2 separate regions of the Mus musculus genome follow, and region 1 is linked to region 2. Evidence: chromatin loops called from intact Hi-C (ENCODE). Cell type or tissue: heart. All regions are shown on one strand. Links, peaks and the distances in the headings refer to the core of each region. The heading gives the core; the rest is flanking DNA.

What was found. Peaks named below come from ENCODE experiments on the same cell type or tissue, not always from the same donor. Only the 100,000 strongest peaks of a DNase experiment are listed, where the experiment ranks them.
Region 1: a loop joins it to region 2, with 2.2 times the contacts of the local background. A loop is called at or near these places in 6 of 42 quality-filtered maps.

The regions. Positions count from the first base shown.
Region 1 is chr10:68,791,111-68,799,520 of GRCm38, reverse strand. It overlaps Gm32931 (predicted gene, 32931), which reads left to right. Exons shown (of 3, transcript NR_168586.1): 3 at 438-741. Among named protein-coding and RNA genes, the nearest start is that of Gm32931, 27 kb to the left of the region's middle. In heart, for the core only: a CTCF peak has its summit at 3,792; a DNase peak (open chromatin) is centred at 3,850; H3K27ac peaks cover 611 bases.
Region 2 is chr10:68,898,840-68,907,249 of GRCm38, reverse strand. No RefSeq gene overlaps it. Among named protein-coding and RNA genes, the nearest start is that of Gm32931, 80 kb to the right of the region's middle. In heart, for the core only: a CTCF peak has its summit at 4,409 (motif pointing left); no DNase peak of the experiment used is centred there.

The DNA.
Region 1 (8,410 bases), core at 198-8,197, 110 kb after region 2:
GAATGATAAACCTGGGGTTATTTCATGACATGATTTTTCCCACAAGAACACTTGGCAATGCCTAGGGTCATTTTTGGCGTTCACACCTGCATAGGCTTGTGCTACTGGGGGCCACTGAGACTAGTCCATGTCCTGTGATGCACAGGGTAATCCAACCGCAAGAAAGACCTGACCCCAAAGGTCAAAAGGGCCACAGTTGAGGGTTTTACCTCTGAAGGGAAAAAGAAAGAAGGAAACATGAAGCTCATGGAAGTCAAAATCTTTTTAGCTACTTCTCATTCTTGTGCCCCCTCCCCCAAAAAATCCTTAACAAATGAAATAAGAGAAGCAAGAAATTTTGACCCAATATAGTTTATAGATGTCTAAAAATGCAACTATGAACATGTATATACAACTACAGATATATGACCATTCACAAATAATAATTTGTCTTGTAGGAATCTGTTTGAAGAGAATGACTAATGGAAATCCCATAACAGAGAGACACGTGGAATAATGTCTGGAAATCGGTTAAAAGAAGGATGATTCAGTCAATGGTGCTTTATTTAGTAATTGGAAAGAGCCAGAAAAGAGGATCTTGAATATTCTCATTGCAAAGAAATGATCCATGTTTAAGATAAAGGACTAAGTATATCGAGTTGTTCGGTATGTAAGATAAACACATCCTCAAACATCAGAGTGTACTTCATGGAGACAAGCAATTACTATCAATGAAAAGCCACTTGGCAGTAAGTAAGAGTCTCAGAGCTGTCAGCCAGAGCCCTCATTGAATATGAGTAAGAGAGTGTGAGTGTGTGTGTGTGTGTGTGTGTGTGTGAGTGTGTGAGTATGTGTGTGTGTGTGAGTGTGTGTGTGTGAGTGTGTGTGAGTGTGTGTGTGACACCAGAGAAACCCTTGCCTGTGCAGGTGAACAGGATTCCGTGGCATTGTAACTGGCAACTAAAAAGTCAGCTATAGCCTAAATACCTGTAAGAAATGAAGTAGCTGAGAGACCGTGGATAGTAGATCTGGATATAGCCAGGCCTGCTGGTGTAGGTTGTAATGGCAGTGACTGAAACAGTTGAGGCAGAAGCAATCTAATGCATGTTAGACAGGCTCGGGCTAACATATGAAGTCAAGGGCAGCCTAGGGAACATGGTGAGAAGGTAACCAGGGGTTTGGGGATAGAGCTCAGGGGTGTGTACTCATGAAGTACTGTGTTCAGGTATATAGACACACACACACAAACACACACACACACACACACACACACACACACACACACACACACACACACCTACATGGTGTCGAGGTAGACAGGCGACACATAAAGTATTTAGTTAAGAAATTAAGTTTCAGAACAGCTTGTTAGGCTCTTGGCATTCTGTAAAATTCTCCAAAGTAACACTGCATGAGTTAGGATTACTTGGCTACAGCCCTACTCCAATAGGACAGTATGAATGTCACTGTTCTAAAGTCCAATAGTGGGGCACACTCCTGTCCTGTTACAGTGTAAGTGAAGGTGTCTTGGTCTGATCCCACAAAGTGAGGGACAGGAGGCTCAGGCCATTTACTCTGTCTGGCATCGAAGAGGAAACGGCAGAATATGTGTAGAAACATTTAATTGGTTTGCCTTTCATACAGACTCCAGTGAGCAGTCAGAGCCCCTTCCACGGGGTTCATGACTTATTCCGTTTCTTCTCTGGGATCTTTCATTCTGAAGGTTATAAGATAACAGTTCCCGTGCCAGACAAGGTTTGTTTGTTTAGTCCTAGAGTCCGAGCATAAAAACAAGGGCAAATCTGAACCTTTGTCTTCATATCAAGAAGCACAGGCTTTCTTGAAAGCCCAGCTTTTACACTTCTGCTTATAGGTCCCTGGTCCAAAGTAAGTTTTGTTATTTCTTACCCATTACTTCACCCTTTACCTAGAGACCACAGGGCTGAGGAGCAAAAGGGAATGGGGCTTTCAACAGCGAGTCAGGGCTCTGACAGAATGCAAACTGGAATCATGACAATTACACATGAATAGAATTGTGTGCTTCAAATATGGTGTATTAAGTTAGACAATAAAGCTCTACAGCCAGAGACTGATAGGGTACACCAGGTTTATGAGAGTGTTTGTCACTAAAGGAGGAGAAAGGGGAATGGCCTGAGAAAGGATACGAAGGCCTTCACTCCATCCCTCCATAATTTTATATATTCCTGTGAAGAGAAGGTCTGGTGTAGGCAAGATGGCTTCAAGGTACTTGTAACATGACCCTGGTGACCTCCATTTGATTTCTGGGACCAAATGAATGTAGAAGAAGACAAATGACTCTGCAGAGATGTCCTCTGACCTCCATGGGTCCACCTTGATAATTGTGCTCACATGCACATCACTCATGCTTACATACAGCAATAAGAGAAGACAGAAAGAAAGAGTGAATGAATGAAAGGAAGGATGGAAGGAAGGAAAGAATGAGAGAGAGAGAGAGAGAGAGAGAGAGAGAGAGAGAGAGAGGAAAAGTGGAGCTGGAGAGATGGCTCAGTGGTTAAGAACACTGACTACTCTTGCAGAAGAGTTCATTTCCCAGCATCTGTATTGGGCAGTTCACAACATCTTGTAAATCCATCTCCCAAGACATTCAATGACATCTTCTGGTCACTGCTGGCTCCTATATTCAAATGCCTGTGCCGACACAGACACACATACACACATACATAGACGTAATTTTTAAAAAATGCTGAAATGAAACCCTCACCTTCTTTCAAATAAGTAAACGTCTAAAGTAAATATGACATAATATTAGGGCTTAAGCTATAAGACACGTGAATGTTGTTTTAAGTTTCACAGTTATTTAGTGTATATGCACATGTGTGTATGCATGCACACATATGGTACTCTGGTAAGCATATGGAGGCCAGAGAACAAGTTGCAGGACGTTCTTTCTTCCCTTCTACCACGTGGATTCTGGGGATTGGACTCAGCTAGTCAGACCTGGTAGCATGCGTCGCTACCCAATAAGCTTCCTTGAAGGGTAGACATTAATCTTAGATTTAAATAAACATAATTTTACTATAATCTTTCAAAATTAAGGAAAAAAATCATGGAAGGTGTGTTGTTAACCTTTAAATTCTGGAGCAAGCAGTAAGTATTCTGTCTCCTTGAGAAGAAGCAAACTGGCAGAGCCTGCCCAGACAGTGAGAGGAGTCCGCTGGCTGACAGAGAAGCTGCAGAAGTGCCGCCCATCCCCATCACTCACTGAACTGGGCAGAACCCAGGAACCCCACTTCCCATCTCTGTCTCCCAGGTGCACCTTCAGAAACAATTAGAATCATTTCAACAGAACCACGGGAGAATAATTTTGAGTGTTTCATGATTCACCTTGTTCTCCTGAAAGTCGGCATGAAAGCGTCCATGTTCCAGGCTTCCAAACAGCACAGACTGTCCTAACAACGCTTTTCATGACAGATAGGTCACCCACGAGAGGTCCTTTTTAACGCGAGACATTTTATCCTCCTCCCCACCAAAAAAAAATGTGATGAATTATTTTTCCAAAGCTGATAGTTTGTTTCAGAACATTCGTTTTCATGAAAGCCAATGTCACCTCAACACAGTAATGAATTCCTTTTGGAAGCCGCTCTGACTTCCCAAGGTCACCAATTGAGCTTTCACAGAGAGAAATTATGCCGGTTTGATTTGAGAAAGCCTGGGGAAGTTGAGGGGGAAGGAGAAGGCAAGAGTGGGGCAGATGCCAGAACTGAGGAACATCTCAGCAGAGTTGGATTAAGTTTCAACTTATGCAAATGAGGGTTGAGAAAGGAAGCCTCTGTTTCCCTTTGAGTGTACTGATGCGCAGACTCACCAGGAGGGTAACTTCAAGGGCTTATGCCCCCAGGGACCAGGCTGGGAGGGAAGCGGGCTTCTGTGTCATGGAAAGTCCCAAGATCTGTTCCAGAGCCCCACCCACTTCCTGCCACCTCCGTGTTTGTCTTCTGTGCTCTGGATGCTCTTAACTGTCCTACAAGTGTGGTAAAGGGTTCTAGCATGTGGAGGGAAAATTAGCTTTATTTCTTTTTCCACCTTCATTAAATTCAGAAAAGGGAGACAATCAAAAGAAAACGTTCTGACCTAATTAGTCCCAGTGCCGCAGAAACAATGGAAAGCGTTTTCTCTGAACAAATGTGCACGATTCAAACATTTCACTGGAAAGAGCCAGTCGAGCCTTGCTTCTCCATTTTTAAGGAGCATGGGAACATTCTGGAAGGTGGAAGCTGTTGATAGCAAAGTAGTTAACAGTTAAGAACATAGAGTGAGTCCACTTTGATCCTACCTATGGGAATAGTTGTCATCTGTGTGCCTGTGTGCGTGTGTGTGTGTCTGTGTATGCGCACGCGTGAGCGCTCATAATGTACATTAGTGTGCATTTGTGCATATGTGTATGGGTGTATGGAGCAGTGTGTCTGTGTGTGTGTGTGTGTGTGTGTGTGTGTGCGCGCGCGCACACACACACACACGCACATGCATGTGGTTGCTGGAGGTCAAAATCAGGTGCCTTTCTTGTTTGTTCTCTACCTTATATTTTGAGATAGGGTTTTTCACAGAACTTAGAGTTACCCTACCCAGCTAGGCTAACTAACTAACCAATGAGCTCCCAGGATCCACCTGTCTCCACCCCTGGTCCAAGCCTTGGGGTTTCAGGTGTGTAGGTTTGTTTCCTGCTTTTCTGTGAGGCTGGTATACAGACTCAGGTCTGTGCTTTCAGGGTACACTTCACTGACTGAGCAGTTACCTTGCTCCAGCGGTTGTCTCTTTTATGGGGTACACTTGGATGCAGTTATGAAAACAGCAGATGATCTTTGCTGGTGAGACTAAAGCCTAGAAAACCTCAAATCATAGAGAAGAAAACATTTAAAGTTGACTTCTGCTCACTCCTGCTTACTGATGGAACATAGCTGCTTCACAAAGCTGAAGATTCAGACTCAGTCAGAAGGCTCCATCTCATATAAAACTATTGTCCAATGTTCAATACAAACATACATCTATAGATAGATAGATAGATAGATAGATAGATAGATAGATAGATAGATAGATAGAACTTGCTTCCAAAGAGGTTGTAGAAAGAAAGTTAAAAATACGAAATTATTGTCTAAATCTCACATTGCAGTAGGTAAGACTATTTCAAGGACACAGGATGTGACAGTAAAAACTAAAGGTGCTTAATTTTGTTCTATTCTTCTAAATTGCCTTTGTAGAGAGGGCATTTTGATCTTGAATTTGCTCTTCACTGGGTTGTGACTGGGGTGGCTGTCTTTCTGCTACCCTTTTCTCGATTTTCCCGAAAGCTAAGGAAATACAGTACTGTAGTCTTAAGTTCAATACTTTGAGAGACCATGTCTCAATTTTTACCTGGGAAATAGAGTCTGTGATAATAAATCATTAGCGAGCTGCCCCTGATAGGATGTCAAAGCAGGATGCTCCAACAAAGAGCCCCTTTGAGGGATCTGTAGAAAAAAAAAAAAAGGAAGAAGACGTTATCACAATTGTTTTGCTTTGGCTTCTCCAAGAAGTTGGAGACACAAAATTTGTATTCTTTGGAAGACTGGTAGAAAGGAGCTTTTTTAAAATTAACTTTGGGAAGAGCCATGGGGCAAGAGCGATAGCTGCTCAAATATTTCCTGAACATTATCCCTTCGCAGGGACTGGAGCTTTGATGAATGTGGCTGTCACCCAGGAGATGGCACATGCCATATAATAAATGGATCCGCTCCTGAATCCTGCAGTCTACTATGGAAGTGCAGTGAACACAGAGCCCGCCACCATGTTGCTTTGGTGGGTGCTGCTTTACAAGCAGGAATAGGATTTTAAAATCCAGATTACAACTAGGGAATGGGTTGCACATGTTTAGGCTCAGGGTCAGGAGCTCGTCAGAGCCAGTGATGTATGGGAGCTCTGCCCAGTCCATGTTGAAAACTTGTCAAGAATCAAGGGGTGTGGGGGACTCAAAAACACTAACTGTTGCTTTTTCTGCAGTTGACTGCCAGGCAAAACTAACAGCATCCAGTGACTTGTTTCCTCATATCCAAGCGAGCATCATGCAGTTGAAAGTGCTTGTCTAAAGTGCATGGATGGACACATGCTCTTACGTGGACAGACAATCTCCTTAAAGCTGTGCTTTCCTTTAAGGCTTTTGATCCCACGTGTTTCCTTAATATCATTGTAAGCAGTGGGCAAAGCGATTAGAGAGCATTCTGAGAGAAATTGACATTTTCAAATAAAAGAGTTTTGCTACGGTTGAGATTGTTGGAGGGAGGCAGAGGCAGGCGGATTTCTGAGTTCGAGGGCAGCCTGGTCTATGGAGTGAGTTCCAGGACAGCCAGGAATACACAGAGAAACCCTGTCTCAAAAATAAAATAAAATAAAATAAAATAAAATAAAATAAGATAAAATAAAATAAAAAATAAATCTAGGAATAAACCTAACCAAGGAAGTGAAGGACTTCTACAATTATACACACACACACACACACACACACACACACACACATATATATATATATACATTTATATCTCTACACATATATAAATTATATGTACATTCATATATATATATATATATATATATATATATATATATATATACACACACACACATTCAGAAAGATGGAGAGACTATAAAACAGAAAAAATATACTATGATTATTGGTAAAAATATCATGTCAATGATCTCTTCACCAAAAGTTATTTACAGATTCAATGCAAAACTCCCTCTCATCATCTGCAGAAACAGGAAAAACGTACCTTTAAATTTATACAGAACAACAAATACACTGTGAAGGAAATCATGGACATGCTCACATTTACAATAATCTCAAAGAAATGAAAATATCTAGGAGCCGGGTATGGTGGTGCATGCCTTTAATCCCAGCACTCAGGGGGCAGAGGCAGGCAGATTTCTGAGTTTGAGGCCAGCCTGGTCTAGAGAGTGAGTTCCAGGACAGCCAGGGCTACACAGAGAAACCATGTCTCAACAAACAAACAAACAAACAAACAAACAAACGAACGAAAGCCGAGATTGTTGGGTTTGGATGGCCGCGGTGTTCTTCCCAGCAATGTTCTTACCCCTCTTCTGTGAAAATAGACTTCGCTGCTCGCTCACCTGTGAAAAAGTAGTATCTCCTGGCCTGGCAAGCTCCCAGGAGCTCACTGTGGGGTTTTCCGAAAATGTGCATGATGCTTTTAAGTATTGTACCGTGTTTGCACGTGAATGGTCTTTTGAGTTTGAATGTGGAAACATGTCTGAGTTCAGACAGAAGCCTTTGCCAGAGAAGCATACATACCTGTGAAAACCAGACAGTAGATTATTGCCAAAATCATATAAGACTCAAGATGAGATGTTGTAATGTTTGGGGATCTGACCTGGGCCATAGCATAGAAATCAACCGCCATCAACCTACAAAGATATGTTTTCAAAACACAAACAACTCTCATCTCTTTCAAACCAGCTTCCTCGGATCCCATTTCATTTCCTGTGTGCCCGCCCTCTCATGTTTCAAAGGGCACAACAGAAGCAGGGCCAGGAACCTCAGATTCCATACAAAACCCGCTGAGGACCAAAGGAAGTGCTTTCCGGGAATGAGGGTGGGCAGCTCCGAGCAAAGCTTATGTGGTTACCGTGGCTGTTTTTAAATAGCCATGGCGATGTGTGACTTACTTATGCATTCCTCACATGATGGTCAACGGTTCAAACAATCTATCTTCGAAGATTTCTGTTGATGTCATTGATCATTCATAAATGTATATACACACACACATATATAATATGTATATGTGTATATGGATATTCTCTCTGTGTGTGTGTCTCTCTCTCTCTCTGTCTCTCTCTCTGTAACATGACAGTGTGCACAGGGCATTGATCATGAATAAAAGAAAGTTTCAATTCTTCCATTTACCATTTAGGCCCAGCTTCAAAATCACAAAGTTCCAAGGCATTTTCTTTTCTTCCCAATGAGTCTAGGTTGGTCTTCAGAGAAGTAGTATTAAGGACATAGAGAGGTGCAGTTTTTCAGAACACAAATGTAAGCCATATCCTTCTCCAATGCTTGCACTGTGATGAGATTTTTGTCTTTAAGAATAGCAGTATATTATCACATTTTCATCTTTCCAGCTGTCATTTATCTTTAATAGTTTAATAGTTTAAAGCTGATTACTGCCAAACTGCTGATAAATGAACATTACTATAAGGTGGGATCTGAGATCATCCTCTCCTATACACTTGTACGCATGCCTGACATTGTGGCTGTGAGCATGTGACCTACAGAATCTGAGAAAGTAATACAGCTGTGGTAACTGTAAAAGAAAACTTGTTCTTAGAATTCAACAAGTACAGGAAGAAAGTTAACCAAAGAGCAGCTCCCACACCAAGCTGGAGTGACCAGAAGGAGGGAATT
Region 2 (8,410 bases), core at 175-8,174:
ACTCTGTAGGCAGGATTTTCAGGGCTCCTGGTGCGCAAGCTCCACCCAGTGCCAAAGAGACCCTCCTCTTGACTGCTATGGAAGCGAGTCTCCTCCTGGTTACCTTTGAATCAAGTTGTAGAACTCTCAGCTCCTCCAGCACTATGTCGGCCTGCATATTTCCATGCTTCCCGCCATGATGATAATGAACTGAACCTCTGAACCTGTAAGCCAGCCCCACGTAAATGCTGCCCTTTATAAGATTCATTCGCCTTGGTCATGGTGTCTGTTCACAGCAATAGAAACCCTAACTAAGACAGCGGTGATCAGGTCTCTGCTTGATTCATACTTCTAGATTTTAGTCAACAAACTGGTGGGAATTCCTTCCTCCCCTCCCCCACCCCCATGCGCACAAACGAGTGTTGCATCAGAAAGGGCAAGCGTTCGTCCAAGAACCACCCTGACATGGATTCAAAAATGAGTCAAAGCATCTGCTCCTCAGAACCAGGAAGTCAAAGTTGACCCAGACTCCGGTTTATTCCTTTCTCATCAGGTTTGGGAATGGGGTGAAGCATCCCCGGGGTGATCTTTGGGAAAAATGCATCTCCGTTCCCACTTCTGCCTCGGTGGCCACCACCTGGACGCCTGGTGAGAAATTCTCACTCTAGCATTTGTCCTCTGGAGCCTGGGGGGACAGGTGTGTAAAAGAGATCAGCTCAGTCAAACCATGAGAGACCACGACTGTGGGAACCGAGATGGTCCAGCGTGGGGCGCGCAGTCCAGCATGGGTCACTCGCGCTCTGATGAGAAGCTGCATCCGAAAAGGACTCTGTTGTCGTTGTGAGACGTGATGACACACCCGTGCTTCTTTTGGGCGAGGCTGGCCTTCTTCTGATGCTGTCAAGCCTCTAAGACTCATGTTCACCCCCGAGTATGTCATGATCAAATATGCCCGGATAATTCTTCCCATTGTTAAGAACCAAAGTGAACACAGGGCGTATCCAAGGCTGTATATTCAGATTCTATAACTGGACAAATGTCCTTAACCATATGAATGCTGCTCCCTGATGAAGAGGTGACGTCCAGTTTCTCTTAGAAGTCAGAAAATGGAAGAATTTCAAGTTGTTATAGCCACATTTATTGAGCACCTACTACTTTTCTAATGCATGTTAGCGTCAGGAAAATACACTCAGAGTGACGCCATAATTTCGCTTTTCATGAGCACTCTCAACAAAGGTCCTTTGAGTAAAGATGGAAAAACAGCAGAACATATCAGAAAAACGACATGCAACAGATACAAAGGGAAGCCGCTGAGCTTTAGTGCAGTAGTTCTCAACCTGTGGGTCTCAACCCAGACAGGAGTCACGTATCAGATATCCTGCATATCGGGTATTTACATTGTGATTCATAATGGTAGCAAAATGACAGTTGTGAAGTAGCAATGAAATAATTTTATGGTTGGGGATCGCCAGCCATAACACAGGAACTGTATCAAGTATTATTAAATAAAATATTAACATTAATATATTAAAATTTAAATTTATTATAGTATGATATAATATTACCACATTATAGTATATATTAATTTTTCTATATTATTTTATACCATATAATACATATTATCATATATTAGAATATTAATATATTATCACATTATATATTAATACATATTTGGTATATATTAATATAATGTATAGTATATAATGTTATATAATATATAGTATATATTTATAATATAACATTAAATTTAATTTTTAAAATTTTATTCATGTTAATATTAATTATATAAAATTATATATTATATTTCTATTATTTTATATGAATATCATATAACTATAATATAATTAATATTAAATAAAATTTAATATAGAAATTGTATTAGAGGTTCATAGCTTTAGAAAGGCTGAGACCCACACTGCTTTAGGGGAATTAAGGAAATCTTAGAGAGAAACACTGGCGACATTGATCTTGGATAGTAAAATAAAGATCATCAGTCGAGGTCTTTTCTAAAAGGTCTTTTCTAAACCTGCTGTGCAGACATCACCGGGGGACTTGCTAAAATTATCAGGCACCTGCACCTTCGCTCGAAGATTTTTGGCTCAGTAGGGAGAGGGTTAAGGTCCAGGAAACTTGGAAATTAAATGCCCAGGTTACTCTAGTGTTTGCCAGAGGAAGTTTGGGGAGTCTTGAATGAAGTGGTGAATCCCACCACATTGAGCACTTATCCAAAGTAAGGTGCCGTGTCGAGAGTAGAGAGAACCCGGGAAAAGCAAGCTTCAGTAACGATTAGCATGCGGTGTAGGCCAGTGTCTGACAGCATTTGTCCAAGGACCGCGATGGAGGCACAGGCTTAGGTGACGCCTAGAATGGGAAGGAAGTTGAGATGTTTTCTAGAAGCTTCTAATGTGCTAATTAATTCCTCAGCGACGCTCCCAGGGGAGGTTTGCTTTGTTGATTTTTAGACGATATTTTCTTTGAACATCTTGTAGAGATATGGGTAGCCTTCAATCGCTGCCTAAAGCATCTCTGTTTCGTTGTTAAGCCAAGCCTGGCTTATTACATAAATGGACACAATTGCTCTCTGTGAAAAGCCGGACACTATTCAGAAGGAAGAGAGGGACATGCCCCGCGGTCAGGAGTGGAGTGGCTTTAGCATCTTTGCCCTTAGTAATAGAACGTAGTCTCGGAAGTCCAGAAGCTTGGTCATAATGCAAGCGAAACAAACCTTCCAGGCTGGTTTTGGTTTTGTCATTCGTATGGGTCTACACCCAGGCTCTCTCAGTACCGTCTCTCCAAGCGCGAGCAACAGCAGCTGGAAGGTGGGACAGATGCAGATTCTAGGTTTCTACCTAAAATCTCCTGAGCCAGAACTGTGGAGGAGGGGAAGTGATCAGAAGTCAAAGTGATGAAGGAAGGCAGCTAGCCATGCTTCAGATTCTTCTGATGGCCCTCAAGTCTGAGAAAGAGCCTCAAGCCCAAGAGAAACTCTGTCGATGCAGTAATACTGAAAAGGACTCTCAGTGAACAAGCCCTACGTATGTGCTCATTATACATGTATTACGGCCTTGCTATTGTTATTGGGTGTCAGAAAATCTACTCATCCACCAAAAGTGAGATTGATATTTGGTCTCCAGTGTTCGGGATACAACCCAGGGTCTTGCACATTTTAGGCAGTTCCTTTATCCTGAGCTATACTCCCAGGGTCTGTGATTCTTGTTGATTTTTTAAAAACAATTCCTATTGGCTCGAACACCAAGACAAACTACAAAAGCCAAGTCCTTTCATAATGTGGCCTACCTACATCTCTGGACTCTTAAACCTTCCCCAGCTGACCTCCATCATTCTGTCTTTCCAACAGCTGATTCTATCTTGTCTTTCTAGTTACTGCTCAAATATCACCATTTGACTACCTTGTTAAATTTACACACACACACACACACACACACACACACACACACACACATTCATTTGTGTATGCATGTGCATATGCATGCATGTATATGTATGTATGTGTATATGTATGTAGATATGCACATATGCATGTATGTATGTGTGTATATGTATATACATTATAGGTGCACATTCATGTGCAGTTATAGGTACCTCTGAGGGTAAGCTAGAGGAGGAAGGCCTCTGAGCACCCCTCTCTATTACTTTCCACATTATCTCTTTGAGATAGGGTCTTTCACTGAAGTTGGGGCAGAGCTGGCACCCAGCAAGCCCGAGCAATCCTCTTGCTTCTGGCCCTTACGGTACTGTGGTTATAGGTGCACATACAACCATGGCAGGATTTTCACATGGGGCATGGGATTTAAACTTAGGTCCCCTGGAAGAGCTGCAGGTTCCTTACCCACTGAGCCAGCTCTCAAGGCCTTACATATGCTTGTATTTATGTTCTTCACATTACTCACTGGCTTTCTTCGTGGCATACAAACCAATCGTGCCCAGTCCTTTGCTTATTTTCAAATCCATGCACGGTGTCATTGTATCTTCATGTCCTTCTGGGCCTTGCAATACTAGCAGACTTAACCCCATGTTTATTGGGTGACTTCCAGGCTGCAGCTGAAATCCAAATGAACACGATAAGTTAACAACTGAACTGCTGCTTTTTCTAGACACATGCCTTGCTGCAGGTTTTAAAAACGTAGATTACAATTATTCTTTCAATTGTGGGAACCTGAATGTTTTACAGGAAGTTCTTTAAGGGATCTTAAAATAGACTTGTCAAGAGTTGGCTTCAGTGTCAGAGCTGGCCCTGTGTTCATTTATTGGAAGGGAAATGCTGGAGCTCAAACAAAAAATCATAATGCCTTGTACCACATGAGATAAACAAACAACTGACTCTGAAATTTATGGTTTTACAGGTGTCTTGTTAGAGCTGGTTCTGGAAACAGAAAGATGAACCCAGACTCCGGTGCCATCTAGTGGTCATGTTAGTTCCTCTAGAAATAAACTCCAGTGCAATCCAGTGCTGGGTTTTTGACTCGTGGGAGGTTTTGTGCTTTTATGATGTGCATCTCAAGTATGAATTCAGTTGTATTAAGAATGATGCATGTTAGTAAATGCCCAGAAAATCTGTGAGCGCCAGCCCTCTTTGGAGTGTAGCATAGAAAAATGAAGATGTTGTGTAAATAATAATTACCACAGGTTCATATAGCTGTGTGATACCTAAGACGTGGGCCCATATTTATTGCAGATACCTAGAGGCAAAGAGAACTTCTGAATCCTGGCCAGCTATGTCACCATTTGAATATGGAACATTTGAATATGCTCCCTAAGGGAGGGATATGCTTGTTGTGTTGAATGCTTCCTCCTTAATGCTGGCTTTGGGAGATTCTGGGAAGATGAGTCCTGGTTGAATGAAATCATCGGATATGAAGACATTTCTTATTGCCAGGTTACTCCCTCCCTCTTTTCTGCCTTCTGTCCACCATGAGATGAAACACTTCCGTTTTACCACAGCATGCCCGTGACAGCTACCCTGATGCTCTGCAGAGCAGCAGCTGGGGCCAGGGTTGGAGAGAAGCAACCATGAATAGAACACTCAGAAACCATGAGCCAAACATACCCATCTGCCCCCAAATTGTCTCTACCAGGTAATTTGGACCACAGTGAGGTCAAAAGTAATAGAGAGTATTAGATGATTCAGGCTCCGAGGTATTGTCAACAGAGGACTGCCCACCTAACACAGTTATTTATCAAACATCTCATGTCTGTACAGAGCAGCTTCCACACCTCTGGCTGCACAGGTAGTTTTAGGTTTGTCTCAGCTACCTAGAGTCCTTTCTTGCTCTTGCCATCGACTTGGTGTGGAGCCCTTTGCAGAAGACAGCTGGGTCATTCTTTGGAGAAGCCTTGGGGTCACTCTGTGATATTACAGACCACAACCCCCAATATCTAGTGAGAGGAGTTCGAGATGCATCTGAGACAGGGTCATGTAGGTGTAATATTAGGCAAATTAGATCCAAATCTTGAGAGTGACACCCCCTGACTTCTCTGCTGATGTCAACTTTTCTAATTTGTGTGGTAGCTTTTCAGACATTTGCCTCCCAAGCCTTATGAGGATTAAAAGGGATAATGACATATCTAAATCGCTCCATCTGAGTGCCCAATACATGAGAAGTGAGCCACTTACCTCTGATCTCACATGGTCTAAAGAGCACCTCTTATTTCTAGCCTTCCATTGTGGCGCTTCCTGTTTCCCTTTGCTCTCTGTAATCCAGTTGTACCCACGTTGAAATACTTAACATTAGAGATATCCAAAAACCCGGATGACTTGACAGTACCTATTCATGGCAGGGGACAAGGAACATTTAGATATTTTGGAAATCCATTGTTATAAAGCTGCAAGAATCACCCAGGAAATGAAACCAAAAGTCAGCTTACATGAGACCAAGCCATATTTTCAGTGTCATAGAACAACCATCCACGCACTAACTGTAGCACACCACACACCAAAAGCACTCTGCTCTGAGAATTCAGTGAACCCACATCCTGGCTCCAATCTCTCATTCTGAGAGTATAGTTTCTCTGTTAAGTTAATGAAAAACAAGCTCATGAGACTTGGATTCTGTTCCTTAATTTGAAAACAGTGTCCGAAAAAGCTTGGGAGACGGCTTGTTGATAAATTCCAAATGATATTCTACCCTAAGCCGGTAATAAAATGATAGTGGTGGTGGGAGACGCTGAGACACAAACATATTTCTATTTGTCTCTAACGAATCACGGAGTCTTCAACCCTATTTATTCATTCGCCTCCCAGTAGCCCCCCAATTTCAGGCCAAATCCTCACAAAGAAAAACACTGTGGACTGTGTGTCATAATCACATCTGCCCTTGGAACACAGGGTTCTATTCCCCAGATATTAGACTGAGATGGGGAAAGTCATCTTATTATCGAAACTGCTTCTCTGATTCTGTTCTTCCCTCTTAACAAAAAAAAAAAAAAAAAAAAAAACTCAGGCAGCTTGGTTGGATTGTGGCAAACCTGTGTTACCCAAGTCCCCTGCAAGTGAAGAGATCTTTCTTCTCAGCTGTCTGCCTTCTGTTCATGGGCTATGCTTATGTGATACCCAATCTACATGCCACCCAACTTATGTGCACCCAACTTATGTGCCACCCAACTTTTGCTTATTTGCCTTTAAAACATGTTTGGAGGGTTAGAAGGAAAAGAGTATAGGGCAGTAGTGGGGAAGAGTAGATGAAGAAGCAAGGGAAGACAAGGTTTGGTGGGTATATAAGCTGAATATTAAACTCCCCCCACCCCCTGTGTGCGTGTAACTATCTGGTGTCTAGCTGGTACTCCAGCAGTGTTCAAAGTAAGACTCCTCTGCAGTAGTCTTTATGTCTCTTTGGCTAAGAGACTGGGCTCATCTGGGAAGCCTCCAGAGGCAATAGGTCATATCCACCACTCATGCCCATGTCCACCCTGACAGCTACACAAAAGAATCATGTCATCACTGTGACCTTTTGGGGGCTGACCTAATAGAACACTGTGTTCTTCAGAGTTGTTAAAGATTGGGGAGTGTGCAACCAACCCTCCCCAGTGCCACCGAAATACAGAGTGTCTGGTGTGAAATCGTGTGTGTGTGTGTGTGTGTGTGTGTTGTGTGTGTGTGTGAGACAATCACAGCAATACTGAGAATTCGTACACCTTCGCTGGCTTCCTTCATGCCAAGTGCCATGGAGTGATTCTCCTTACCAGAAGAGAACATTCTGAGACAGAACTTTAATTCTTTCTGATGTGTGACAGAAAATAGGAAAACAATTCCACCTTGTGTGTGAGTGTATGCACACATGTGTGTGCCAGTGCAGAGAGACCAGAGGCCAGTCTCTGTTATAGCTTCTCAGCTTCTCTTGATCTATCATCTATCTATCTATCTATCTATCTATCTATCTATCTATCTATCTATCTATCTGCTATCTCTCTATCTATCTATCTATCTATCTATCTATCTATCTATCTATCTATCTATCTAACCATCCATCCATCTCCATATATGTATGAATGTATGTATGTATCATCTATCTATCTACCTATCTATCCATCTATCTGTCATCTATCTATCTATCTATCTATCTATCTATCTATCTATCTACCTATCTATCTATCATCTATCTACCTACCTACATCTATCTATCTATCTATCTATCTATCTATCTATCTATCTATGTATTCATCCATCCATCCATCTCCATATCTATCTATCTGTCTGTCATCTATCTATCTATCTATCTATCTATCTATCTATCTATCTATCTATCTATTTTGAGTCAACGTCTCTTACTACCAAGGCTTATGAGCCAGTCAGTTCCAAGGATGCCCTGCACCTTCCAGAACTGGGATTATATGACCACCACCAGACCCAACTTTAAAAAATATATTTGTTTCTTTTTACATCCCAAACACAGTTTCACCTCCTCCTCTCCTCCTAGTACCCCTTTCCTCTGCTCCCTCAATTCCTTCATTTCTCTTCAGAAAGGGGCAGCTCTCCCAGGGATATCAACCAACCATGGCATATCAAGTTGCAGTAAGACTAGTCTCCTTCCTTTGTATTGAGGCTAGAAGAGGAAAGGACCCTTGGAGCAGGCAAAAGAGTCAGAGATACCCTCTGCTTCCACTGTTTCAAGTATCACAAGATGCAAGCTACACAACTGTAACAATATGCTGAGCCTAGGTCAATTTTTGTGTGTGTGTTGGATTCTGAAGATTAAATTCAGGGCTTTGTGCTATCAAGATGGACACTGTACCAATGGAGCCACCCAAATCCTCCCTCTTTGGGACAAGAAGAGTAGTGGAAAGACAGAAAATTCGACCAAGCAAAAATCAAATGCTATCCTTCCTTGGCTATTTTGAAATGACTCCTTCCTTAAAACAAAATACAATACTTGCCCACAGCAGCATATGGTTACAATGAAAGAAAACCTAAATT